5 separate regions of the Mus musculus genome follow, and regions 1, 2, 3 and 4 are each linked to region 5. The links are chromatin loops, found by intact Hi-C in ENCODE. Cell type or tissue: gastrocnemius. All regions are shown on one strand.

Evidence for each region. A loop is a pair of places that touch in the nucleus more often than their neighbours do. Peaks named below come from ENCODE experiments on the same cell type or tissue, not always from the same donor. Only the 100,000 strongest peaks of a DNase experiment are listed, where the experiment ranks them.
Region 1: a loop joins it to region 5, with 2.9 times the contacts of the local background. A loop is called at or near these places in 5 of 42 quality-filtered maps.
Region 2: it touches region 5 in a loop (5-fold over the local background); 12 of 42 quality-filtered maps call a loop at or near these places.
Region 3: it touches region 5 in a loop (2.9-fold over the local background); 3 of 42 quality-filtered maps call a loop at or near these places.
Region 4: it touches region 5 in a loop (8-fold over the local background); 16 of 42 quality-filtered maps call a loop at or near these places.

Annotation. Positions count from the first base shown.
Region 1 is chr3:58,781,865-58,786,864 of GRCm38, forward strand. All of the region lies in intron 8 of 4930593A02Rik (RIKEN cDNA 4930593A02 gene), which reads left to right. Among named protein-coding and RNA genes, the nearest start is that of Gm40059, 41 kb to the right of the region's middle. In gastrocnemius, CTCF peaks have their summits at 2,788 (motif pointing left) and 4,212 (motif pointing left); DNase peaks (open chromatin) are centred at 2,203, 2,790, 3,469, 4,155 and 1 more place.
Region 2 is chr3:58,523,499-58,528,498 of GRCm38, forward strand. Serp1 (stress-associated endoplasmic reticulum protein 1) reads right to left here and starts at 2,386. Exons shown (of 3, transcript NM_030685.3): 1 at 1,912-2,386; 2 at 1,585-1,660; 3 at 1-370. The coding sequence starts at 1,995. The coding sequence ends at 330. It overlaps Eif2a (eukaryotic translation initiation factor 2A), which reads left to right and starts at 2,323. Exons shown (of 14, transcript NM_001005509.2): 1 at 2,323-2,588. The coding sequence starts at 2,561. In gastrocnemius, a CTCF peak has its summit at 2,074; DNase peaks (open chromatin) are centred at 1,853 and 2,391; H3K4me3 peaks cover 3,245 bases; H3K27ac peaks cover 2,771 bases.
Region 3 is chr3:58,653,399-58,658,398 of GRCm38, forward strand. It overlaps the pseudogene Gm8234. Among named protein-coding and RNA genes, the nearest start is that of Erich6, 19 kb to the left of the region's middle. In gastrocnemius, CTCF peaks have their summits at 711 (motif pointing left), 2,041 (motif pointing right) and 4,100 (motif pointing right); DNase peaks (open chromatin) are centred at 719, 2,049 and 4,129; H3K4me3 peaks cover 544 bases.
Region 4 is chr3:58,488,657-58,493,656 of GRCm38, forward strand. No RefSeq gene overlaps it. Among named protein-coding and RNA genes, the nearest start is that of Eif2a, 35 kb to the right of the region's middle. In gastrocnemius, a CTCF peak has its summit at 2,342 (motif pointing left); a DNase peak (open chromatin) is centred at 2,366.
Region 5 is chr3:58,414,261-58,419,260 of GRCm38, forward strand. Tsc22d2 (TSC22 domain family, member 2) reads left to right here and starts at 460. Exons shown (of 4, transcript NM_001081229.2): 1 at 460-3,353. The coding sequence starts at 1,429. In gastrocnemius, a CTCF peak has its summit at 2,213; DNase peaks (open chromatin) are centred at 442, 1,079, 2,237 and 2,856; H3K4me3 peaks cover 5,000 bases; H3K27ac peaks cover 4,522 bases.

The DNA of each region.
Region 1 (5,000 bases), 370 kb after region 5:
TTTTGACTTTGCTGGTCTGAGGTTATTTATTCCCTGTGTTTTCATGGTTGTAGTTAACCTCTTTAGACTGGAGTTTTCCTTCAAGAAATTCTTATAGGGCTGGATTTGTAAATGTTGCGTAAGTCTGGATTTATCATAGAGTGTTTTATTTTCTCTCTCTATGGTGACTGAAAGTTTTGATGGGTATAGGTATCTGGGCTGGTATCTATGGTCTCAGAGTCTGCAGCACATCTCTTCAGGCCCTTCTGGCTTTTAGAGTCTCCATTGAGAAGTCAAGTGTAATGCTAATAAGTCGGACTTTATTTGTTACTTGGTTTTTTTTTTTTTTTTTTTTTCCTCTCAGTGTTTACTTTTCCTTCTTTTGCTTGGTAGGTTTAGCATTTTGATTATTATGTGGCAAGGGGACTTTCTTTTCTGATCTAATCTATTCCATGTTTTATATTCTTGTACTTTTATCTCCTTTCTTCTATGATTTTGTTGAAAATATTTTTCTGTGCTTTTGACTTGTATTTCTCCTCCTCCTTCTCCTCCTTCTCCTCCTCCTTCTTCTTCTCCTCCCTCTATTCCTATTATTTTTAAAGTTGGTCTTTTCATAGTGTCTCAGATTTCTAGGATATTTTGTATCAGAAAGTTTTTAGATGTAGCATTTTTCTTTGTTTATTCTATGTACCCTCAACGACTGAGATTCTCTCTTCCATCTCTTGTGTTTTGTTGGTGAAACAGGCCTTGGCAGATTCCTGTTTGAATTCCTAAATTTCTCATTTCTAGAATTCCTCAGTTAGGGGTTTCTTATTGATTGCACTTTTATTTTCTGGTCTTGAATAGTTTTATTTGCTTTTTATGTTTGTTTTCTTGGACTTATTTAAAGGGCTTATTCATTTCTTCCTACTGTTTTTTGTTTTGTTTGATTTTTTTTTGGATTGCTCTATTCATTTCTCCTTTAAGGGATCCTATCATCTACATACAGGCTGTTTTCAGTCTTTTTCTGTTTGTCAGGTATATTGGAATATCCTGGGCTGGCTGTGGTAGCAGTGTTGGGCTCTACTGGAAGACATATTGCTCCTAGTATTATTGTGTTTTTACAGTGGCATCTGAGCATCTGGGATGTGTATGATTACAGGTCTAGGTGATTTCTGGTTTTGCCTTTGTTTCATAGATGCTTTGTTCCTTGGTTTCTGTTTCCTCTCTGGATTTTAAGAGAATGTGGTGGCTGCGTATTGCCTTGTAGGACATTTTCTATGGACCTAATAGTTGTGGAAGTTTCAGGTCACATGTGCTTTAGGGTATTAGGAGATGACACTTATGGGACTAGGCTCCAGAAAGGTTTACAGAGGGAGGGAGAGTGAAGTGTTCAATCAGGATCTATTTATTTGATCTCCTTGCAAAGGGGATAGACAGTGAAGAGAAGTTCTGTTCCCATGCTGGTGTTGAGACTAGTGGATTGAATCTGTATCCTTGACCTGCTCAGCAGGCATGTGCTCAGGAATGGCTGCTAGCATTGGAGGCTGGGAACATGGGAGGAGAAGATCTTTGTGATCTCCTTGGGATGGGTTCAGAGGGTAAAGGGAGACCACAGCAGGGTGTGAGACTGTGGGGTTAGAGACTGGAGGAGAGGTAGGAAAGGTGAAGATTGCAGATTGGCTACCTGTTCTCCTGACAGGACTTGCCTTTGGGCTAGCTGGAGGTGGTGAGGCTGCTGGCACTAGGGGCTAGAATAAAGCAATGAGTTTGGCAGGGAGGTTGTTGTGTTTTATAAAAAGAAAGAGAAAGAAGGAATATGTTTGGTGGAGGCTCAGTATGGTGTGGGGGAAAGGAGATGCCAGGAAATGCCTCCGTGGGCCCACGCCGAGGCTTCCCGTCCCCCCTGAGAGACCAGCCACAGGATGGCATAGTATGGAATAGAGTTTATTCTGAGCATGGGGAGGGGAGTTGAGTGGGTAGTAGAGACAGAAAAGGGCAGAGAGAAAGGGAGTAGAGGCAGGCTATGAGCATGTGGAAAGCACGTGGAGAAAGGTGGGGGGATGGGGAGAGAGTGTAAGGAGCAGGAGCAAGAGGAGAAGAGAAAGGAGTAGGAGCAAGAGAGCAAGAGAGAGAGGAGTGGGCAAGCAGCCCTTTATATAGTAAGTCAGGTACACCGGGCTGTTGCCAGGTAACTGTGGGGCGGAGCCTAGACTAACTGCCAACAGAGGTGAAAGGGGAGGGTCTGTGGGATCCACAAGAGCTGTGGGCAGGTAGAAGGAGAGGGAAGGCTGCAGCAGGTGGAGGGTTGCAGCGCTGGGACTGGGCATGGAGGGCCTGAGGGAGAGAAGATCTGCAATCTACCTGGTTCCCTGGCAAGGGTGGCTTGTGTAGCAGGGAATGCTTGCAGGGTTTGAGTCTCAGCCCAGTTTTAGAATGTCATGATCAACTCCCAAAGAGACCATAACCAGTTCCAATCCTCCCCCCACACCACATTTCTGCCCTTTCTCCAACCTTAGGAAACAGCCAATCATTGTTTATCCTCTACCTTTGTCTGTTATAGTAATTTAATATATACTAGCTTGTATGATGTGTGGTCTTTCACTTGGCATACTTTTTCAAGGTCATCTATGGGATAGCCAACTACAATGTGGTCATCTACATATGTTATTCCTTTTTATTTCAGAAAATATTCTATTGCATGGGTTTATTGTATTTTAAAAATGCATTTAGTGTGTGTGTATGTCTGTGTGTGTGTAACTTGCTCACCTTTACCTAGATAATTATACTTGATAATCCGATTGAAAATACCACTCTCATAGCACCACCTTGTGGACAGCACTGAAAACACTTTCTTCGTCGTTCAGTTACCGAAGGAAAGAAAATGACACAAAGTTTTGTGGAAGTTTAGCATATACCATCCACCCCAAGTCCTTTTTTGGAAAGATATATGAGATGAATATTTTAAATATGATTAAACTGTAGAGATGAGGGTATGTCTCAGTTGGCAGAGTGCTCGCTTAGCATCCATGAAACACCGGGTCAAATCTCCAACTCTATAAACCAGGCTTGGTGGTACTTGTCTGTAATCCCCACAGTCAGGAGGCAAAGGCACGAGGAGCAGAACCTCAAGGCCAGCCTCAGCTACAGAGAGTTCAAGGCCAGCCTGGATGGGATCCATAAGACCCTATGCCTCATAAATAAGTAAGTTACTAAAGTAATTGGAACTCGATAATCTGAAAATAATGGGTTGAATCTAAACCTGGTCCTCTCTGATTTTTAACACAATCACTTACTAAAACTACCTGTTATTTAGATTGTGTCTGGTGACCACTAATGGTGCCTTAGGGATGTGCGACAGGATGCATTTCTGCAATCTGTTTTTTCATTTATTCTCCTGAAGTCGGGCTTTTTTTTTTCCCTTGAGTGGTAGGGATGGAATGCGATGTGAGACAAATGTTCCACCACTGACCCACACCCCGGATGGACACACAGACTAGTAGCAAGCCAGATGGAAACACCTAGAAGTGTACCACTGCTGCACTTGGGCTTTTCTGACCTCCTCTAGGGTCTGGGCTGTTTGTTTCCACCGTGACTTCTCTTTCACTAGTGCTTGTGTTCTGCTGCTCAGACTGACTCCTGTGGGTTTTTGGGAAGCCTTTCCCCCCACGTAAAATCAGCCTCCCCTTTCTCCTCTCTAAGTTCCTTTTTTCTCTCCTCCTCCTCTCTCCCTCTCTCTCCTCGCTCTCTTTTTCTCTCCCTTGTCTTTCCCTCTCTCCCTTTCCTCTTTCCCAAAGAATGTCAGACCAGAATATTTACAAATGTAAACTTAAACAATTACCATGCTGGAAATGCCTATATTTTATATAAGGTCTGTTTGTCCTCTGAGAGGTCCCTTAGAGGTCTTACATCATGCAAGTTCCTTTGATTTTTATCATGTCCCTCAGCATTGGTTCAGGCCCTGTGAAGTCCAAACTAACTCTAGCCAGTGGGAAGAGAGTCTCCCTCTCCCCTCTGCTCTCTACATACCTACCTTTTCCTCCCTCTTTTTAGCGAGGGAACAAAGTCAGTCTCCGGTAACTGCCCTCAATCTGCTCATATCATCCTCAGCCACACAGTCCTGACAACCATCCAGCTAGTCTCTGCACGCACTCTGGGCTCTTGCCAGTCTGTTTTCACACCAAGGCATTTGTTCAAAATGCAAATCCTGCCAGGCCTATTAAAATCCTTCTAGATCCTCGCGCCCCCTAGTGTAGAATGCCATGTGGTGCCTTGCCTGCCAGTCCAGCTGTTTCTCACCCTCTCTGCACCTTGTTCTCTGCACATCGGTCCTGTTGGCTTCTCCTTTGTTCTGGCAAACCCTCCACAGAGCGTCATACCCACTCGTTCGTCATCCAGCTCGTCACCCAGTTACCTCTGCTCAGCCTAAGCTGACTTCTTAGGAGATGCCTTATCCCAGTTTTTAAAATAAGATTGGCATACCACACTCCCTCCCTTCTAAACACTAACCTCAGTTTTCAGTTTCGAATCAGTGTGGTGGGTTTTCGACTCATGCCATCGTTTCAGGAAAGCATAAACCCCACGAGACGTAGGAGGCGGCTGGTACACGGAAGGAAATGGCCCCTATAGATCCATATTATACACTTGACCCCCAGTTGGGGGCGCTATTTGGGGGAGGTTCTGGAAACTGGGAAATTGCATCAAGGTGGAGGAAGATCACTGACCATGTATCCTTGAAGCTGTGTACTTCCCTGACCCCTTCTAATATCCTGTCCATCTTGATATGAACTTCTCTGTTCGGCTTTAGCTTCCTTACCGTGCTGGAAACCTATGAGACAATGAGCAAAAAAAAAAAAAAAAAAAAAAAAAAAAAAAAAAAAAAAAAAAGAATTCCTTAAGCTGTTTTCAGATATTTTGGTCAAAAATGACACGGAGACTAGAAAAATTGAATGAATGAATGAATGAATGAATGGTAATGTCTCATAGTAATTATGACAGTTGATAATATATACTTATTGTTTCTTATTTATGTTCAAGGTAAG
Region 2 (5,000 bases), 110 kb after region 5:
CCTGTCTACACAGATTTAATCTAATTAGTCATGTTTTAATAACCATATAAAACTCATTCTGTACTGAATAAGTATGGTCTACTACTGGAACTTAATAATCAAATTTTATTGCTTTATTCATGTGGTGCTTTTGCAAGGCACTGTGGCATGGACTAGCAAACCTGGAATGACTCTTGAAGACACCTTGGAATGACACATGAAGGCGGATATGAAAAGTCATTCTGAGGCAGGCCGATTTACTCAATGGTTTTTAACTAGGGCATCGAACATCAGGAATGAGTTCAAGTTAAAATTCACAGGAGAATGGAAAGATCTCAAGGTCAGTCACTTCACATGCCCATCCTGATACTTTGAATAATCTGGAAAATTGCTGTGAAGAGAAAGAGCAAATATTAAAACAAGTTGAAGAAAACAGGCCTCTCAACTAAAAGTCATCTATTTACAGCAGCTGCAGACTCCAGCGTGATCGTACAGTCAGTTACAAATGCTAATCTAACTTTACGCTAATAAAAAAGTGAAGCAGGTTTATCATAATTAAACAATTCAATGCCTTGAAGTGATTATTATCTCGTGGTACTGGGGATGGGACCCGGGGAGGGCCTGATGCATGATAGGTAAATACGCTGCAGCTGAGCTTCACATCGAACTCAAATTATTTCCTTAATTGCAGCTCCTTGACTTTTACCTATAAGATGTACAAGAGATATTCCAGATGTGAAATTATTTTAGCAATAACTTGAAAGCACCAAAACAAACACGTTTTTCCTACTATTAATTTATTTCCAACATATCCTTAAAGGCCTGGTTTCCTAACACATGCACATTTCTTCATTCTCACACAGCTGAAATTCAATAATCTTTTTGTGTTACATAAACTGGTTGGCTCTTGGCCACATATCAAGAAAGCTTCCGGTTGTTAAGTTTAGAAAAAAGGCAAAGTGAAATGTTAAATGAAAATCTCAGGAACTGTAGAATGCGGCAAATAAAAGCATCTGTCTCAATAACAGCAGCTTGTCTATTAAAGCAGCAGGCAGAGCAGGAGGACAGTCTGTAATACATCCATCCGCAGGGGCAAGAGTCTATCATCTTAAAACCAGGCTGTCTTAATAACTAATCTTACCTGAAAACACTTGTCTCATACATTAAATATCCCAGCAGGTATGTTTCCTCTACAGAAAATCAATTCTTTGTACTACCCTTACTTTATATACTTAGTTTTTGACATAGAGACCTTAGGTACTGGTATCGTTCAGTCCTGTTCTAGTATCCAGATGTTCACGATGTTCGCTAAGTTTTTTGCAACACTATCGATAATAAAGTTACAATGCAAATCAGAGATATTTGGTGCTTAATTTCTTCTAAGGGATCATTAGGAAGATCTAATTTCTCTCTCTCTCTCTTTTTGATCTTCAATGAGCATAAATCAAGGTAAGAGAAATTTCTGGGGCACCACCCTCTGTGGTACAAGTTATCCAGTTCACTAGAAACAATTCTCTTAGCAGGTGGGTTGAGAACCACGCGGGTAGGTAGGACTCGCCACTCATCCACGTCATTCCAAACCGCGAGAGCCCCCCAAACACTTACCAGAGCCACAGACAACAAAAATGAAGAGGGCCAATAACCAGGGTCCTACCGACGCCTTTTCTTCGGGGGCATTTCTCTGCAAAAAGAAAAAACCCGGTTTCAAATGCAGAGAAAGCACTCTCGGATCCCGGGCTCCCAAGGCCTGCACCCCAGGCCAGGTGGCCGGCCGGCCGACTCACAGATCTCTCCCCCCACCCCAGATTCCACCGCAGCGGGAGTCCGGAGTCAGGCGGGTCTGGGGAGAACTCGCCGCGGCCCCGGCCGGGCGCGGGGCGCGGGCCTCGGCTCCCGGCCACGACATGGAGCGGGGTGCCCACTTTCCCTTACCGAGGTCTTAGCGACGTTGCCGCGCTGAGTTATGTTCTTGCTGTGCTTCTCGTTGGCCATACGGATCCTCTGCTTGGCGACCATTTTCGCAGCGCCACCTGCCCCAAGAACCTCTCGGACTCGCTCGCTCGCCGGTCCCGGGCCACCGGGAGGGAGGCTCGGCTCTGATCGCGGTGCCTACGCCGTCTACAGCCACTGGGCCGGGACGCGGAGCGCTGGAACACCGGCAGCCGCCGATCGCGGCGGTCTGAGCAGCCTTTGGGGCGGCGTGCCGGGGAGAGCGGGCCGCAGGGCCGAGAGGCAAGAGTCCAACCACCGGACAGTGCAACCGGCAACCTCGAACTAGTTCGGGTTCGGCTGCCAACGTCAGCACTGGGCAGACCCCGCCCCGCGGAAGTGTGGACTCCGCCCGCTCCGGAGAGGGAGGGCGAGCGCCGGCCGCCACCGCAGCCAGGCTCTTCCCCGCTCCGGAAAACGAGGAGCCAGAGCTGCGCGTGCGCGCTCGGGAACCAGACGTGGATTGGCCCCGAGGCTGGCGGCGCCGGAAACACCGACTCGCAGACTTTGCGCTTGGGGAGACGTGTAGAGGCCGGGTTCGGCCTTTCTTGAACTCTCACCCCAGCGCGTGGGTTTCTCTTTCCGGGACAAGATGGCGCCGTCCACACCGCTGTTGACAGGTGAGTTCCAAAAGAGCGAGAGACTCTTCCTTTACGGTGATTTCTTTCTGTGTCTTCGCGCTGGAGAATTCCTTAGCAAGCCTTGGAAGTCCGTCTTGCCTTTCCTCCTGGAAGGACCAAACTGTCTTTTAGTTTATTTGGTAATAGCATCCCAATGGGAAGTGAAGTCTCCGTCCCCAGTAGTCCCTCCTCCCAGTTATCCATCCATCGTTCTTCATCTTCCATAGGAATAGACAGGTAACAGAAAGTATTAGTTTGATGTGTGACCTGTGGTCTGCAATGCCGGGTGTTGCTTGGACCCTTCTTAATAGAAGAAACAAGACTCTTCACACCGAATTCATCTGAACTTAAGTATTATTAAAAATTATATGCTCCCTTATTGTTATGAGGTTTGTGGGAGTTGATAGGGAGCAAGACATTGCTAGTGTAGGTTAGGTTTCATGCTGAAGATGTGGCTTAAGGTGGCGACAGTGAGCAGGATAATGATAGTCTAATGTTTTCGATTGAAACAGCTGTGAGACAGTATTTAAGAAGTAGAACATGAGAAGACGCTAGGAATTTAAAGCTGACACATATTGTGGTGCTTAAACAACAACAACAAACTTGGACAACACTGGGAAAGGTGCTATACTATGTTATGGCTTGGGTATGTAAGTTTGAATAAACAAAAGATTCAAGTAGAAAAGAAGTGGGAAAGAAAAAAATCGTTGATAACAATGTAAGAAGAAAGATAGCATCATTAGGACGAATGTCTTATTTTTGAGAATTGGAAGTTATGTCCTCCTGAGACACGGCAAAGCTTTTATACTTCTGCCAGTCTAGGAATATACATTTTTAAGAGCCATGCTTATCCTGTTCAGATAGACTATCATAATTTATTCGCCAGATAGTTATGAGGTGCTAGTTGCAATCTTCTAAACACTGCCAGATAGTTGAGATTGTTTTCTTTTGTTTAGATTATTTATTTATTTATTTATGCGTCTGTATCTGAGCGTGTGCACAGGAGTACAGGCCTTAAGAGGCCCAGAAGAGGGTGTGGGCTTCCCTGGGGCTGGAGTTAGAGTTGTGAGCCTCACCTTAGATGAGTGCTGAGAACTCTATTTATTTCTTCTTAAGAGAAGCAAGTACTCTTAATGCTGAGCCATCCTCCAGCCCCCTGACACTATTTAAATGGCATAATTATGTAATTCAATAAATTGCTTCTCTGTTACTTAAAAGCTTTACTACTAAATGAATATTTGAATTCGACCTAAAAATTAGTACATTAAAAAGGGATTGAAGTTCTGCCCTTTTGAGACAGTGTGAAGTCCATCCTGTTCAGCCCAGCATACGGATCACTATAATCTTAGTGGCACTAACCTTACTGCATTGGCATCGCGGCTTATTTTGTGTTCCATCAGTACTGAGTTGTTAAAGCCCTTTAAGTTCTTCTTCAGAATTATCCTCTTCTTTCTGTTGACTTGGCAAGCTACTTCCAAGCAATTTACCACACTTTCTGCACGGGCACGGTCGCTTTCTGAGCTATTTTTCACTCTTTTTTTTATGTATCACAAAGGAAATGCTCTATTTGTTCAACTATTTTCCTTCCCTGCTAGACTGCTAAATTATGATGTTTGGGGTAAAGTCTTATTCATCCTTGCCTTTTCAGTACCTAATGCAGAACCTACTAAATAGTAGACACTAAACATAGGAGAATTAACTCATGAAGAATAGATTGTATATAATCAAATTAACAAAGTAACAATTTTTTTCACAGGATTCTAGATTAGAGCCTTTGTTCTGACACTCTCTCATAGTATCATATTCTTAGATGCCCAAAGATTACTTGGCCAAATTTACATTACATATTTGCAGGGTTAGGATTATACCCAGGTATTCCATGGTCTATTTTCTACCAATAAAATATACTGTTTACTCTTTTAAACATTCTTTGTTTTAAGTTTTTAAATTCCTAAATCCTTAAATCTTACTTAATGTATACTTACTAGATCTATAGATCTGTGAATAATTGTTTATTGTTATAACTCTAAGTCGGAAATGAGAAAAGACCAAAACATGTGAAACTTGAGTTTTTAAACACTTGTTCTAAAAAGCTTTAGTGTTGATAAATTTAAGTATTTACATAACACTCCCCCCACCCCCAAATCTATTTCTGTATTTCCTGGTTCTTGCTTTTCTTTTATTAAAGGAGACAGATTTATCCTCAGGCAGATATTCAACCAGCTTAGTGACTCTAAAGAAAAGAGCTTTTCTTTGTTTGACCAGCATTCCCAACAGAAATCTCAGGCTCTTTCCTTTAGAGAGTGTGGCTGATACAGGTCTTATTTTTCCTCTTGTTGCTGTTTTTTTCTTACCAGTGTTATTTTGGAGTTTACTTTCTTCCCTAGTATGAAATAATAGATCTTAAATACA
Region 3 (5,000 bases), 240 kb after region 5:
ACTGTAAGGCATTTTCTCAATTAGTGACCAAGGGGGAAAGGCCCATTGTGGGTAGTGCCATCTCTAGGCTGGTAGTCTTGGCTCTATAAGAGAGCAGGCTGAGCAAGCCAGTAAAGAATATCCCTCCATGGCCTCTGCATCAGCTCCTGCTTTCTGACCTGCTTGAGTTCCAGTCCTGACTTCCTTTGGTGATGAACAGCAGTATGGAAGTGTAAGCTGAATAAATCCTTTCCTCTCCGACTTGCTTCTTGGTCATGATGTTTGTGCAGGAATAGAAACCCTGACTAAGACACCCCCCAAAAGGCAATGGGAAAAATGTATATTTTGATGAGTTAGGGTGTTAATTTTTAAAAGTCAGCCTAAGGACAATTAGACAGTCCAGCAAAGACTGCGGAATGCACTCACCCCCTAGAATGTAATTTTAGTATCTTTTTTTTTTTCCTCTGTATGGGGTTTGGATTTTCATTTTGGTTTCAGTAGACCTTTAATTTGGACATGTGGAGGAATGAACAACATTGTTTTATTCTGGAGAGAAGTTCCTGATAGTGTTTCTCCCCTCTCACTCCCAAATTGATATTAAAACCTGGTGCTTTTAAAGGTTTAAAAAGAGTGATTAGCAGAGCTTCAATGGAAATGCCAAAGGAGAAAACATTTAGTTGTGTAACCAGCAGCTTAGATACCCTCCCTGACAGAAAAAGATGCCCCCTTGTGGTCGTCTGATCTTGTTCCCAGGATTTGGCACAGTCTTTACGTTACAAACTAGAAAGACCTAGTTGTCTTGATCATGGTGTCTTATCACAGCAATACAAAAGAGCCGGGCATGGTGGTGCACACCTTTAATCCCAGCACTTGGGAGGCAGAGGCAGGCGGATTTCTCAGTTCGAGGCCAGCCTGGTCTACAAAGTGAGTTCCAGGACAGCCAGGGCTACACAGAGAAACCCTGTCTCGAAACCCCCCAAAAGAAAAGTAACTGAGGCACCCTACTTAATCCTCTAACCACCCAGTACCCCGGCCTCAGGGTGCTTTACTACTCCCTCCACCCTCAAGGCCTAGCCTGCTCCCACCCCCATGGCGTTTCTAATTTCCTGATTACTGCAGACACATAAAACCGAACACATAATTTAAAACCTTGAAACTAGGATCTAAAAATGAAGGAGAACGGGCAGCACTTATCTCTGGGGACAGTTCCATCCATTTACCCGCAGATTTCATGTTTTCTTCATAGCTGAGCAAATTCTAATGTGTGCACGCACTACACGTCCATTCATCAGTTCAGAAGCATCTGAGTGGATTCTACTCCCTGGCTCTGGTGAGCAGGGCAGGAGTGAGTATGTATATGCAAACATTTCTGTTGGAAGATATAGATTCCTTTGTGTGTGTGGCCAGAAGTGAACGGGCTGGATCATGTGATAGCTTTATTTTTAACTTTTTGAGAAATCTCTATATCGAACTCCACAGGAGAAAGTGTGTTCCTGATAGTAGATAAGGACTCTCTTTCCCCAGCATCCTCACCAACATTTGCTGTCATTTGTTTTCTTGATGAGAGCCATGCTAACTGGGGCGAGATGAATCTCTCAGTCACTTTAAGTTGCATTTCCCACGCCCAGCCAGACATTATTAACAACAGCTAATATAACATCAAAAGAGTGCTGACCATCTCCATGCCATACTATGTCCCAGAATCCTTTGTACATATCACATGTCATCGGCCTGTGTTCTGATGTGATATTTTCTGTCTTCATCCTTCAAATTATATCCAACCTTAGAGAAACTAGTTGTTCTCCCTTTCTAGGACATTGAGAGGATTAAATGAGGATATGTAACGAACCTTACCTCTTATCCTAACCACAATTTACCATTTTTATTCTTAAAAGATAAAAAGAATAATGGATTACATCTTACAGTTTATTATGGTTGCTATCTGTATGCTTTTGGCAGTTTCATCACCTGTTAGTTCTTTTCTCCCTTCTGTGAAGTAAGAGAGGGTGTTAGACCCTCTGCTCTGCCTCAACCCACTACGCCAGGATGTAGTAATACAGATGAACAGAAGGGGGCAGCATGCTGTTGCACTAAAACTTCAACACATAGGACTAGACGGTAAGGATAGTACAAAAAAAAAAAAGTGAAATTTCGCCCTTTAATACAGTGTGATATTCTATGGGAGGGAAGTACTATAGGAAGTTACTCTGGAGGTCAGCTGCAGCACTGTCTTCACACGTCTGCCTTAAGGACGGCAGAAGACCATCTCTGTGGTCCAGTTCCCACAGGCGCACTTGGCACATCTTGTGAGCAGTTTTCCTCTGGTGAGAGGCTCAGATCTGGTAGCCTTCACTTGGAGGTGCTGTCTTAGAGGGTGCTTCAACATTGCGCTTTGTCTCTGGAGCACTCAGGAGACTTCCAAACCTAGGGCTTCCCCGCGAAATCTGCCGAGCTTCCGTTGGAAAGTGTCTGTGATCCCCTCCCCCAAACTCCAAGTCCTTCGAGGCCAGGGACTATGCTGTCACCTTTATGCACCAGTAGTTTGCAATGGTGTATCCTAGTGAGGCTGGACTGCACTGCGCCAAGGCCAGAAGCTGGGAAAAGAGGGGCAAGTATGACCATGCTGTCCTGGAACAGTGGGACTCTCCTGCTATGACCTAGAGAATGGTCTTTAGCGACCTTTTTTCTTTTCAATGTAAAATGTTCACGTTTTTGAGCATTTCACACACGCGTAGTATATTTACATTATTTCCTTGTTTCTCCCACTCCCTCTCAAATTCATGACCCTTTCTCCTATAATTACTTTTGTTATATAAATACAAATATGCGCGCACACATGTACACACACATACTGGCACACACACAGATCCTGCTGAATCTGTTTAGTTGCTTATATGTACATGCGTTTAGGACTGGCCACTTGAGAATGGGTAACATATCAGGGTCCCTGGAGATAACTGGTTGCTCCCCTCACATTGGCTGCCTGTAGTTCTTCCTGTAAGGATGGGGCCTTGTGAGATTTCCCCCATCCATGTTGACTGGTGTTGTCGCCATGCAGGTCTTGGTCTAGCAACTATCTTGGTGAGATTTCTAACATAATGTCTCTGTTATCTCTAGAAAGCAGCATTTTGGCCCTCTGGATCGTACACTTTCTGTCTGCTTTTCCATGATGAGGTTGTGCTTTAGCTATACCAACTGGGGCTGGGCACCCCAAACCCACTTGCTCTCTGCATTTGACCGGTTGCTGATCTCTGTAGTGGCTTCCTTATTTTGCAAAAAGAAGTTCCTTTGCTGAGGGTGAGGGCCACACTTCCCCGTGGATTTTAAGCTTTAATGCATTGCGGTCACATAAGCTCCATGATGTTATACATTTCTTCTGTGTTGAGATTTGTTTTTTTTGTCCCAGGATGTAGTGTATTTTAGAAACATTTCCATAGGCTGCTGATTTAAGTATTCTTGGGTGTTTGGGTGGAATGCTCTGTAGTTATGTTAGATCTATATAACTATGTATGTATGATGTTTAGTTCTGATGCTTCTCTATTTAATTTTTGCCCAGATGGCCTGTCTGAGGAGAGAGTGGAGTCCAGAAATCACCTAATATCACTGATCTGGGTTGATCTGTGTCCTGAAGTCTAGCTGTGTGCTTTGCATTAATTTGGAGGTGCCAGAGTTTATAGCATTGATGCTTAGGATGATAACGTCTTCTTGGTGAACTGTTCCTTGATTAGAGCGAGAAGTCTATTTCTTCTGAGACACTTGGTTTAAAGCCTATGTCCTCAGATAGTATGATAGCAATGCCTACTTTTTCTAGGTACCTTTTACTTGCCCTTCCATTCTACAGCGGCCCTTATCCTTGAAGGTCAGATGTATTTCTTGTAGACAAGAAAAAGATGGATTTTTATTTCTCAGTCCCAATCAGTGGACTTTTTTCTTTTTGACTGGGGAATGGAGACCACTGCTATCTAAAGTTATCTTTGAGTTGTGGTTGCAGTCATTTTGCCAGGTATTTTTATTTTGTTGCATTTTGCAGTTTGTGTCCTTAGATCTGTTTTGTGTTTCAGTTAGTTTCTTTTTTCTTTCTGTAGCTTCTTGGATGTATTTGGTCATCTCTTTGATGCCCAGTGGGTGGCGCTGTTTGGGGAGGTTATGGAACCTTAGAGGGTGGAGCCTGCCTTGCTGGAGGAAGTACATCACTGGCGTGGGTTTTGCTTTGTGAGATTATTGCCTTGTCTTGCTTCAGCTTGCTCTCTTTGCTTCATGTTTATGGTTCTCTCTGCTTCTTGCTCTGGCCCCCTGCTGTCATGCCTCCTCAGCCATTACAGACTCTCACTTTATCCTCCAGAACTGTAAACTGCAAACCTTTCATTGTATAAGTTGCTTTTGGTTATGGTATCTTATCATAGCAACTGAACAGTAACTAATACAGACTCCATCATTTCATTCAACGGTATGCTTGTATTTTCTTGGACTTTTATCAGGAATTTATCCCTCTCCTCTTTAAGGTCATCCAAGTTGTTCATGCCCTCTGTAAAATTCTTGAATTATTTTACCACGTTTATAATTTTTCTTTTAAACTCTCTGTCTTGGAGTTCATCTAGGCAATTCTAATTGAAGAACAATTCTACAGGACTTTTTTTTGGGGGTGTGTGTGATAGTGGTGAAGGGACATATTGTCACAGTCGTTCATATTGTGTTTTGTGTGATGTGACCTGAGCATATAGCTTACTTTATTGGCTAATACTTAATAAATGGAATACCAGGTTCTTTTCACACAATGCCAGTACATGTATGGCAATGTGGACCATAGTGGTGACCCATTATGATGATGCTATCTTTAACTACTTCTCCTCTTTTGGAGGAATTTGTTTCTGAATGTTTGCACTGTTAAAGAGCTATCTGGAGACTATCTCTATAGCTAAGTCTTAGCCTACATATTTCAGAGTGCGTAAGGATAAATTCCCAGAGGAAGAATTTTGGGGTGATGGGTAATTTGCACTGTCACCAATAGTGACAGTGCCCTT
Region 4 (5,000 bases), 74 kb after region 5:
GAATTTCAGTTCTGCAGGCTGAGGACGAAGGTCTGGGAGATGGTTTGCCTAGCATATGCGAAGCCACATTTTATACTCAGCTCCAGAAAAGAAGGAAGGAAGGAAGGGAGGGAGGGAGGGAGGCAGGGAGGGAGGGAGGCAGGGAGGGAGAGAGGGAGGCGGGGACAGGGACGGGGACGGGGGGGGGGGACGGGGGGGGGGAGAGAGAGAAAACGAACCATTCAGTTGTGTTATGTCTCTGGTTCACAGCATGCAGTGCACGTGGAAACTGTAAGTGTTCATCAGTCATCATATGCCAAAGAGAGAAGTATTTTCACTTGGGTTACCCCTATAATTGTGCAATGACAAATTATAAGCTTATATTCTGTCACTAATCTATCAAACACTAGTGAAAGTCAGTAATTTTTCTTACCTTGTTTTTTTTAAAGATTTATTTATTATTATATCTAAGTACAATGTCTTCAGACACACCAGAAGAGGGCATCAGATCTCATTACAGATGGTTGTGAGCCACCATGTGGTTGCTGGGAATTGAACTCAGGACCTCCAGAAGAGCAGCCAGTGCTCTTAACCACTGAGCCATCTCTCCAGACGTTTGTTTGTTTGTTTGTTTTTTAAAATCTGTTTAGGGAGCTAGGAAGGTGACTCAAGGGCTAAGAACACTTGTTGCAGGACCCATGTACAGTTTCCAACATTTCAGATGGAAAAAGTAAATAAAATTCCTGGTATTTCTTCCAGCTCCCTGAAGAATCACTGTACACACACCCTCGGGCTGTATGCTGTATCTCTGAGACTTGGACATTTAGATTGAATAAGTGGTCCACAGTTGCATACGTGACTGTCCATAAGATAGTTTGCTTTTTCAAAAGTAGGTAGGAAGGTAGCTCCTTCTTGTTTGTTTGTTTGTTTGTTTGTTTGTTTGTTTTTCGAGACAGGGTTTCTCTGTGTAGCCCTGGCTGTCCTGGAACTCACTTTGTAGACCAGGCTGGCCTCGAACTCAGAAATCCGCCTGCCTCTGCCTCCCGAGTGCTGGGATTAAAGGCGTGCGCCGCCACCACCCGACAGCTCCTTCTTTCTTATTCTCCACTTTTTAAACTCACGATTTTTGTCAAAAGAGCTACCAACTTTCGTATGACACGAGCTAATAGACACGTCAACGACGGCAGCAATTCGAAATCCCTACAAGATGGGTTTTTCCTAAGGTTGCTCCCAACACCTCAGTTACTTCCACTTCCAATGGCATGAAGGGGACACGTAAGTGATAAGAGCTTCAGGGAGACCTTTGTCTTAGTGCTGAGCTGCATGGTATCCAACTCCTGACAGAGAAGTGAGCGTCAGACATAACCATTTGATGAGCCAACATGGCTGAACTTTTAGATCTCTTTAGAATCAAAGAGCAGAATCTGCTGTTACCCAGTGATTCCCACAGAGGAAATTCTGTCTTTGCTCTGTGGAGAGAAATGGTCAGTAGAACGTCTTCACGAGGCTCTTTAGACACGCAGGCATGAGACGCCAGCACACCCACACAGACAATAAGCTTAACTGGTAATAATGTTCAGAGTGATTATATGGCTACTTGATTACTATAACCTCCACATATTGTGTAGGAAGAAACCCCTACCTGAAAAGAGTCTATCAAGGAAGGTAACCTGACTGTGAATATTGAATATCTCACTTCAAAAGACAGCTAGGCTAAAGTTACAAAGAAAAAGTAGCTTCCCCAGGGTGAGACAATCCTTCAATTTTGGTGGCACCAGAACTCCCCCTCCTTCCTTCCCTTCCTTTTCCCTGCCCCACCCCATGTTTCTTCCTTCCCTTCACCCTCCACCACCTTCTTCCTCCCCTCCTCCCCCTGTTGCTGTTCATTTTATACACACCGTAAGTGATGGTAATGTAACATGGAAATATTCTTACTTTGTTAGGCTCAGAGTATACATGTATCTCAACTTTAATGTTAGAGTTTTTGTTTTGTTCGGTTGGGTTTTACTCATTTTTTTTTTAAACCCAGTCTTGCAGTGCCGCCCGGCACGCGGCCCTGCACGCGGCCCTGCACGCGGCCCTGCATCAGCCTCCATCACTACTCTTGCCTCAGCTTTCAAAGCACGGCAGTGTGTTACCTCTAGCTCACTTTTAGTTTTAAGGTCATTGACTCGATCATGCTATGATTCTCATCTGCCTTGAGTTGTAGGCGGTCTGAAATCTATGAAGTGTTTGGTACTATGCGGTCAGCACAATGAGGGCACTTAGGAGAAGTCCGAATGTCGATTAAGGTGTTCAAACTCAGCACCACACACAAAATGCAGGAAATGGTTTAGTTTTGTGTGGTCTCCACCTGGTGGTTACAAATCAGAACACAGCCCTCGTTTCAGTTCCTCTGGAGATCTTTTTTGTTGTTGTTGTTGGGGAGGGCTGGGGTTTGCAACCAGGTCTTGCTCGGAAGGCATGCTGGCCTAATACTTATGTGATCCAGGCTGGCCTCACAGGCTCTCAACAATCCTCCTGCTAGACTGGAAATGGCCTAAGTGCCTGGATCACAGGTACGTGCTGTAATGTCTAATAAACTCTTAGGTTGATGTTTCCACACTGGAAGAGATGCATGGAAAGGATTGCCTGTCACCCTCCTACTCTCCAGCTGCTTTACAATAAACAGCATCAGCATCACCTGGGAACTTACTACAGTGTAGCTTTCCAAGTCTATCCCAGACCTATTGAATCACAGTTTGCATTTTTAACAAAACTCCCAGACATTGTGTATGCTCTATGAAGTTTGAGAAATCCTGGATTATTACATCCAGAGAAACTCACCTGAATAAATTTTAAGGTATTATCCAATACCTCAAAAACAGATGAACAGATCAAAGCAATCAGAGCCCAGTGTAGCTAATTACTGCATAAAGACTACAGCGGAGACATTATCATATTGTAACAGGCAGCATGATATTTTTTGTGTTTGGAAACAGAGTCACTCTAGATAACCCTGACGGTCCTAGAACTCACAATGTAGAGCAGGATAGCCTAAAACTCACAGATATATACCTGCCTCTGCTATACAAGAGTATAGGTGAAAGGCACGGGTTGCCACACCCCACCTCTTTCCCCTCTGAAAAATAGATATAATGATGATGTCCTTTTACATAATGCTAGATGGTTGAAGATGTGTTTCTATTGTGAATTATCTTTATGCATACTGGCCTGTGTGGGGGCCGTGTGCGTTTGCCCAAGGAAGACATCAGATCCCTTGGAGCTGGAGTTACAGGCTCTTGTGAGTTGTCAGACATGGGAGGAAGAGATAGAAGTCTGGTTCTTTACAAGTTCAGAATTGGTTCTTAACCCATGAGCCATCTTTCCAGCCCAAGAGCAGGCCTTCAGTGAATAACTCTAAGGCAACGTCTCCTACTTTCCTGGTAACACTGGAAAGAGAGACTTGACAAATGCCCTTTCTTAGAATTCAAAGTACTGAAGGAAAAGATGGAAATATCAGGATTTTGCTGAGGCCCATGAAGGAGAAGCTACATCCTCCTGGTGAAAAGAATAAAACCTGAATTCTACCTCTGACACTTACCTGTCCTAGAGATCAGAGCATTACAGACTATTTTTTTATTGTCTCATCCCTTAAGATTTAAAGGAGCTAGACCTGTCGGTCATTGGCCAGGAGATAAACACCCCCACAAAGGTTGATTCACCTTTTGATATGCCAGGACCATTGCATCATAATAAGCAAAGGCAGCCAATCTCAGCCCACTTATTTTGTATCTATGTCCATCATAATGTCTAGTCCAACTGAGAACTGTATCAAGGAAAGGTTGTTTGTCAGGGGCAACTTGAATACTGGGAGCAATAAAGGCAATGGCGTAGGTGTTGGTTTAATTAGCTGGAAGACAGTGCTAGACATTGGTTGCATATTGGAGGAGGGCACCTGAGGAATTAAGGCAGATGGCAGTATCTAGGTAGAGAGGGAGTTTGTTGCTGTTGTTCTTTGATTTTTGTTTGTTTATTTTTTTTAAGCAGCGAGTCATTTTATTAAAAGGAAGAAATTGAACTATGAAAGAAATAGCAAGAAGCCAAGACCATTTGAAGGATGGGTTGCAGCCTAGGGGTTTGGTGTTAGAGTGATAAGACTAAAGTCAGTGAAAGAAATCACCCTTTAGGCCAGAGTAGAAGGAAGACATAGAAGGTGTGAAAATACCATGAGATCTACTTGTTTATGGAGATGGGCTGTCAGAGGTCTGTCTTTTTTTTTTAAAGATTTATTTATTTATTTTATGTATATGAGTACACCCTGTAGCTGTACAGATAGTTGTAAGCCTTCATCTGGTTGTCGGGAATTGAATTTAGGACCTCTGCTCTCTCCAGTCGGCCCCTCTCACTCTATCTCAAAGATTTATTTATTATTATAAATAAGTACACTGTAGCTGTCTTCAGACACACCAGAAGAGGGTGTCAGATCTCATTACCGCTGGTTGTGAGGCACCATGTGGTTGTGGGATTTGAACTCAGGACCTTTGGAAGAGCAATCAGTGCTCTTACCCTGCTGAGCCATCTCCCCACTCCAGAGGTCTGTCTTTAAAAGGACGCTTGCTTAGAAGTTTAGAGCAAACTTTGCATGCAATTTCCTGGCATGTTTACCATTGGGGTGTAGGCCACTCTGATTGATATGAGATGGTGGCTATTTCTGCTGTTGTGCTCTTTCACAGTTTGGAGACATTTTTTATTGTTGCTGTTGTGGTTCTTATTGGTTTTCTGTCTGAGGATGCCCCTGAGCTAGACCTGCCTTTAGGGTCTGCTTCCTTTCTGGTGTCTGAATCACAACCTTCGCCGCACACTTTCTCTGGAGAGAGTAACAATCCTGTCGTGGGTGAAAGGCTGGCGTTCTCTTCTCTGAGCTCCTCTGAGCTGAGAAGGGGTGATGTAGCAGCTTTTGTGTGTTCCCTGGAGTGGGTTCCATGGAGTGCCATGAAAAGAGAACCACACTTCAGGGTGATTTGGGGAAATGACCTGTT
Region 5 (5,000 bases):
TTAGTCACCCTCGTTTCTCTTAAATCTCACTTCTCCCACTATCCTAGTTAACATATATTTTCAGGACTTTTAACCCGGTTCGCTTTCTCCAGCTATGCACCTCTTCGGCAGCTGGATCGCCCTACTTTTTTCCCCTATCGCCCAGGTTCCTCTAAGACTATGCTAAACATTAGACCGAGCACATGACCTCCAGTCATCCAGGATCGCCACACGCCGGCCCTAAACCATGCGATGCCCCAGGCTTACAAATTAAAACCGTCTTCTGGCTTTTCCTCTCCTAGTGAACCTGCAGTGTGGAAATTTAAATTTAAAAATTTTTTAAATAAAAGAACCCGCTCCCTTTTCTCTACCCCCTTGGCCCCGCCCACGAACCCCCCTCAAGCCTCCACGCGAAGCCGCAGGAAACCGGAGGGGGCGGGGCGGTGACGTCACGACGCCGGCGCGTCACGGAACGGCGGCGGCTGCGGCGCTGGCGGTGGCTGCGGCAGCGGCGGCATTTTAGTCTGCGGCGGCAGCGGCTGCGGGGCTGCTGCTCCTCCCAGCATCCCTGGCGCGGCCATTTCAGCCCCATCTTGGCCGAGTGGAGGGAGCTGCAGCCGCTGCTTCAGCAGTTTGAATTTCTGTTTTGTTTTGTTTTGTTTTTTCCCTCCGGAGTCTCCGAGCCGGCCGCGCCGCGGAGAAGCGGAAGGCGCCGCCACCGGTTCCCCTCACGCCGCCGAGCACCTCCGCTCGCTTGCCGTTCCTTCAGCCGCCGCCGCCGCCCCTCACGCGCCTCAGAGCCGCGAGGAGGCCGGGCCCGCCGCCGCCGCGGGTGGCTCCCTGAGGGAGGCCAGACTGCCGGCCTTCCCCGCCCCCGAGCGGGCTTCCGCCGCCACCGCCGGCATGGCCCCCGGACTGCGCTCGGGCTAGAGCCCGGGACGGAGGGCTGCCTCCCGCCGCGGACCTCCAGCCCCGTCCGTCAGGAAGCGCCGGTCCCGGCCTCGCCGCTCCGCCTTCTTCCTCCGCGTCGCCGCGCGGGAGCAGCCGCGGGACCCGGCCAGGAGAGCCCGAGCGGGGCAGAACCGCCCCTCACGCCGCCGCCGCCGCCTCCTGCGCCCTGCGCTCCACCCCCAGCCGGGCCTGCTGACCGCGCCGAGCGCCGGGCTGGACTGACCGCGGAGGCTGAGCTGTTGGAGCAGCCGGCCCGCCCCTGGACCACGCTCGGGCCGTCGCTGAGGAGTTGAATTGAGGCACCCCTGCCGCGGGAGGTGAGGAGGGAGGAGGAGGATGTCGCGCCGAGACGCCGGCGCCCAGAGCAGCCCGTGACTTGGCGGCGTGGGCCGTAGACCCAGGCGCGAACTCGGACTTTGTCTTTGGGGGCCCGTGCTCGGCCCTTCTCGGTTTCCGGTGGGGTCCCAGAGGAGCCTCTGCCCTCCAGCCTCTTCCACCATGTCCAAGATGCCGGCCAAGAAGAAGAGCTGCTTCCAGATCACCAGTGTCACCACGGCTCAGGTGGCCACCAGCATCACCGAGGACACCGAGAGCCTGGACGACCCGGACGAGTCGCGCACGGAGGACGTGTCCTCCGAGATCTTCGACGTTTCCCGGGCCACGGATTACGGCCCGGAGGAGGTGTGCGAGCGTAGCTCCTCGGAAGAGACGCTCAACAATGTCGGGGATGCGGAAACTCCCGGGACCGTGTCCCCGAACCTCATCCTGGATGGGCAGCTGGCAGCCGCTTCAGCTGCGCCCGCCAACGGAGGCGGCGGTGGCGTGTCGGCCCGGAGCGTGGCGGGGGCACTCGCCCAGACCCTGGCGGCGGCCGCCGCTTCGGTGTCCACTCCTGGGCCGAGTAGTGCAACTCCATCTCAGCCCCCTGCCACTTGTAGTTCGCGTTTCCGCGTGATCAAACTAGACCACGGGAGCGGGGAGCCGTACCGGCGCGGCCGATGGACGTGTATGGAATACTACGAGCGGGATTCGGATAGCAGCGTCCTCACCAGGTCCGGGGATTGCATTAGACACAGCAATACTTTGGAGCAGACTGCGGAGCGGGACAGCGGCCTGGGAGCCACCGGAGGGTCGGTGGTGGTGGTGGTGGCCTCCATGCAGGGGGCGCACGGGCTGGACTCGGGAACTGACAGCTCCTTGACTGCTGTGTCACAGCTACCCCCGTCGGAGAAAATGAGCCAGCCCACTCTCGCCCAGCCGCAGAGTTTCAGCGTCGGGCAGCCGCAGCCTCCACCGCCCGTAGGTGGGGCTGTGGCTCCAAGTTCGGCGTCGCTGCCGCCGTTCCCGGGAGCGGCGACCGGGCCGCAGCCAATGACAGCAGCCGTTCAGCCAACCCAGCTCCAGGGAGCCGTGGCCGGAGGCGCCCTCCCCGGGCCTGTCGGTCAGGGGCTGCCGCCGCCGCCGAATGTCAACCTGGCGCAGCCTGTGGCCCTGGCAGCTCAGCCCGGCCCGGCCGGCGGCTCCTCGTTGTCACAGCAGTTCGCCTATCCCCAGCCTCAGATACCACCCGGGCATTTGTTGCCGATGCAGCCATCCGGCCAGAGTGAGTACCTGCCGCCGCACGTGGCCCTGCAGCCGCCAAGCCCTGCGCAGCCCTTGTCTACCAGCGCTAGCGCCACCTCTGCTTCCGCGGCCAGCTTTCCTCTGGGGTCTGGCCAGAGCGTCTCCTCCTTGGGTGCCCAGATGATGGGCGCCTCCGCCCAGCCCAGTGAAGCTGTGGCCCCGGGTCCGGTTCCTGTAGGCCAGGCCGCTCCTTGTCAGCCGGCCGGAGTGGCCCCAGCTGCTCTAGGAGGCGTGGTGCAGCCAGGCTCCGGGCTTACTGGGGTTGGGCAGCCCCAGCCCGTGCAGCCTCCGCAGCAGATGGGTGGCAGTGGTCAGCTGCCAGCCGTGCCTGGTGGTCCTCACACCGTGGTGCCCGGAGTTCCAAACGTGCCTGCAGCGGTACCCGTTCCAAGCGTGCCTAGTGTGCCCACCACTTCTGTTACTATGCCAAATGTACCCGCGCCTCTGGGCCAGTCTCAGCAGCTGAGCAGCCATACGCCAGTCAGCCGGAGCAGCAGCGTCATCCAGCAAGTTGGTTCACCCTTAGCTCAAGGCACACACAGTGCACCAACAAGTCTACCACAGTCTGACCTAAGCCAGTTTCAGACTCAGACCCAGCCTTTAGTCGGGCAAGTTGACGATACTAGAAGAAAATCAGAACCCCTACCTCAAGCACCACTTTCTCTCATTGCTGAAAGTAAGCCTGTTGTGAAGCCTCCAGTTGCAGATGCCCTGACAAACCCTCTTCAGTTAACACCTATGAACAGTCTGGCCACCTCTGTATTCAGCATAGCTATTCCTGTTGATGGTGATGAAGACAGGTATGTACATTTTTTTAAATTTTGAATATCTGATAGAGTTGCTTGCCCCAAATATCTTAAGATGCAGTTTGGGGAGTTTGTTTCCACTTAGGGTCTTTATTTTTAAAACTTAAATTTGGTAAAAATCAATTCAAAGTTTTGAAGTAAGGAGACAAAAGTCACGGGATTTTTGTTGTTGTTGTTTTGTTTTTGTTTTCTTTTTAAGCAATTAAATGGATAGTGATTCAACATGATTGATGTATTTCAGCTTAATAGTTTGAAGATGAGAGCTGGTATTGCCCCCCCCCCCTTCAGTAAGAAAGAGGGTCCCTTTCTAAGGTAGTAAATTACTTTTTAATGTTTATGGTAGAGTTTTGCCTGAGTTGGTAAGACTGAAAACCAGAAAGCCTTTTCCTGGGGGCAGGGAAGTGATGGAATAGAAGCAGTCTCCATCAGTGAATTTGGAAGACTGGAGAGAATGATAAAATGTGAAGTCTAGCTTTGACTATCCCTAAGTGAGTCTATAGAAGGGGGTCGTGAGAATTCCCAGTAACTTTTCAAAGATAATATTTTTGTTTAAGCAAAAGAGGAAAAAAAGCAAAGAAAAAGTACTGGGAAAATGGATGTTCTCCTATCAGTCTTTAGTGTAGGAAAGGGAGGTGTGGAATGCTTAAACAGTAGTAAAAACTAGAGTTTTGAAATGTCTGTAACCAACTCCCTCTACCTAGAGTGTAAGGATTGCTTTTTTAATAGTTTAGGTAAAAATTAGTGTATTACTACACTATTCAATAGTGGTGGTGTTTGGTTGTGGCCTACTTAGGAATTGTAGGGGGTTTTTTGGTTTGTTCTTTAGGAGCTGTCACATAGACCTTTGACATTACATAATTCCAACCTTGTTAAAAACTTAATTGCAGTTTAACACTACATTAAAAATTACAGGGAAAGAGTTGGGTATCTTCTTACATTGTATGTTTTTGAGAGAGGTTAATTTTAGGAGCTAAAAGGGTCAGAATTTGGTATGATCTAGAATCGTTAGTTATGTAGAAGACTACCATGAAATAATAAAGCTTCTCTTCAGCATTTTAGACTCACACAGCCTTAACTTTTGACTTCCAGTTATCCTTGTTTTATTTTATATATATATTTCTGCTAGTTTAAAAATGCTGACTGGAATTCATTCATCACTGTTTTTTGTGATTCAGAATTCATGATTTTTGTAGTCAAGTTGTGGGAAATCTGTTGCACTTGAGAACTCAGTGTTCTTAAGTGTGCTAGTCGGCCAGCCGGTCACTGAAACATTTAGTGGGATTAAAAAAAAAAAGAAAGAAAGAAAACTGACTTCATGAGCAACTCAAAACAACAACAACAAAACCCCCTCTGTTCTCTAGTTGCTCCTATTTTCAAGGGTAGGGCCACATATAACAGGAAGGTGGAGTTTACCTTTCACCTTTGATGGTGGTCAATAGCACCTTATCTTTTCTAGCTAGCAGCAACCTCTATTTTCTAAGTAAGTTATCTTTCACTTACCCTCTTTGATCTATACACTGTCCTGTCTCTCTTCAATTATGACTTTTCCCCAATCTCTTCTTTTACACATAAAACCTATGACTGTGAATGGAAAGTACATCTTTCCTCTTCACACACTTTACAGTTTACAACGTCTACAGT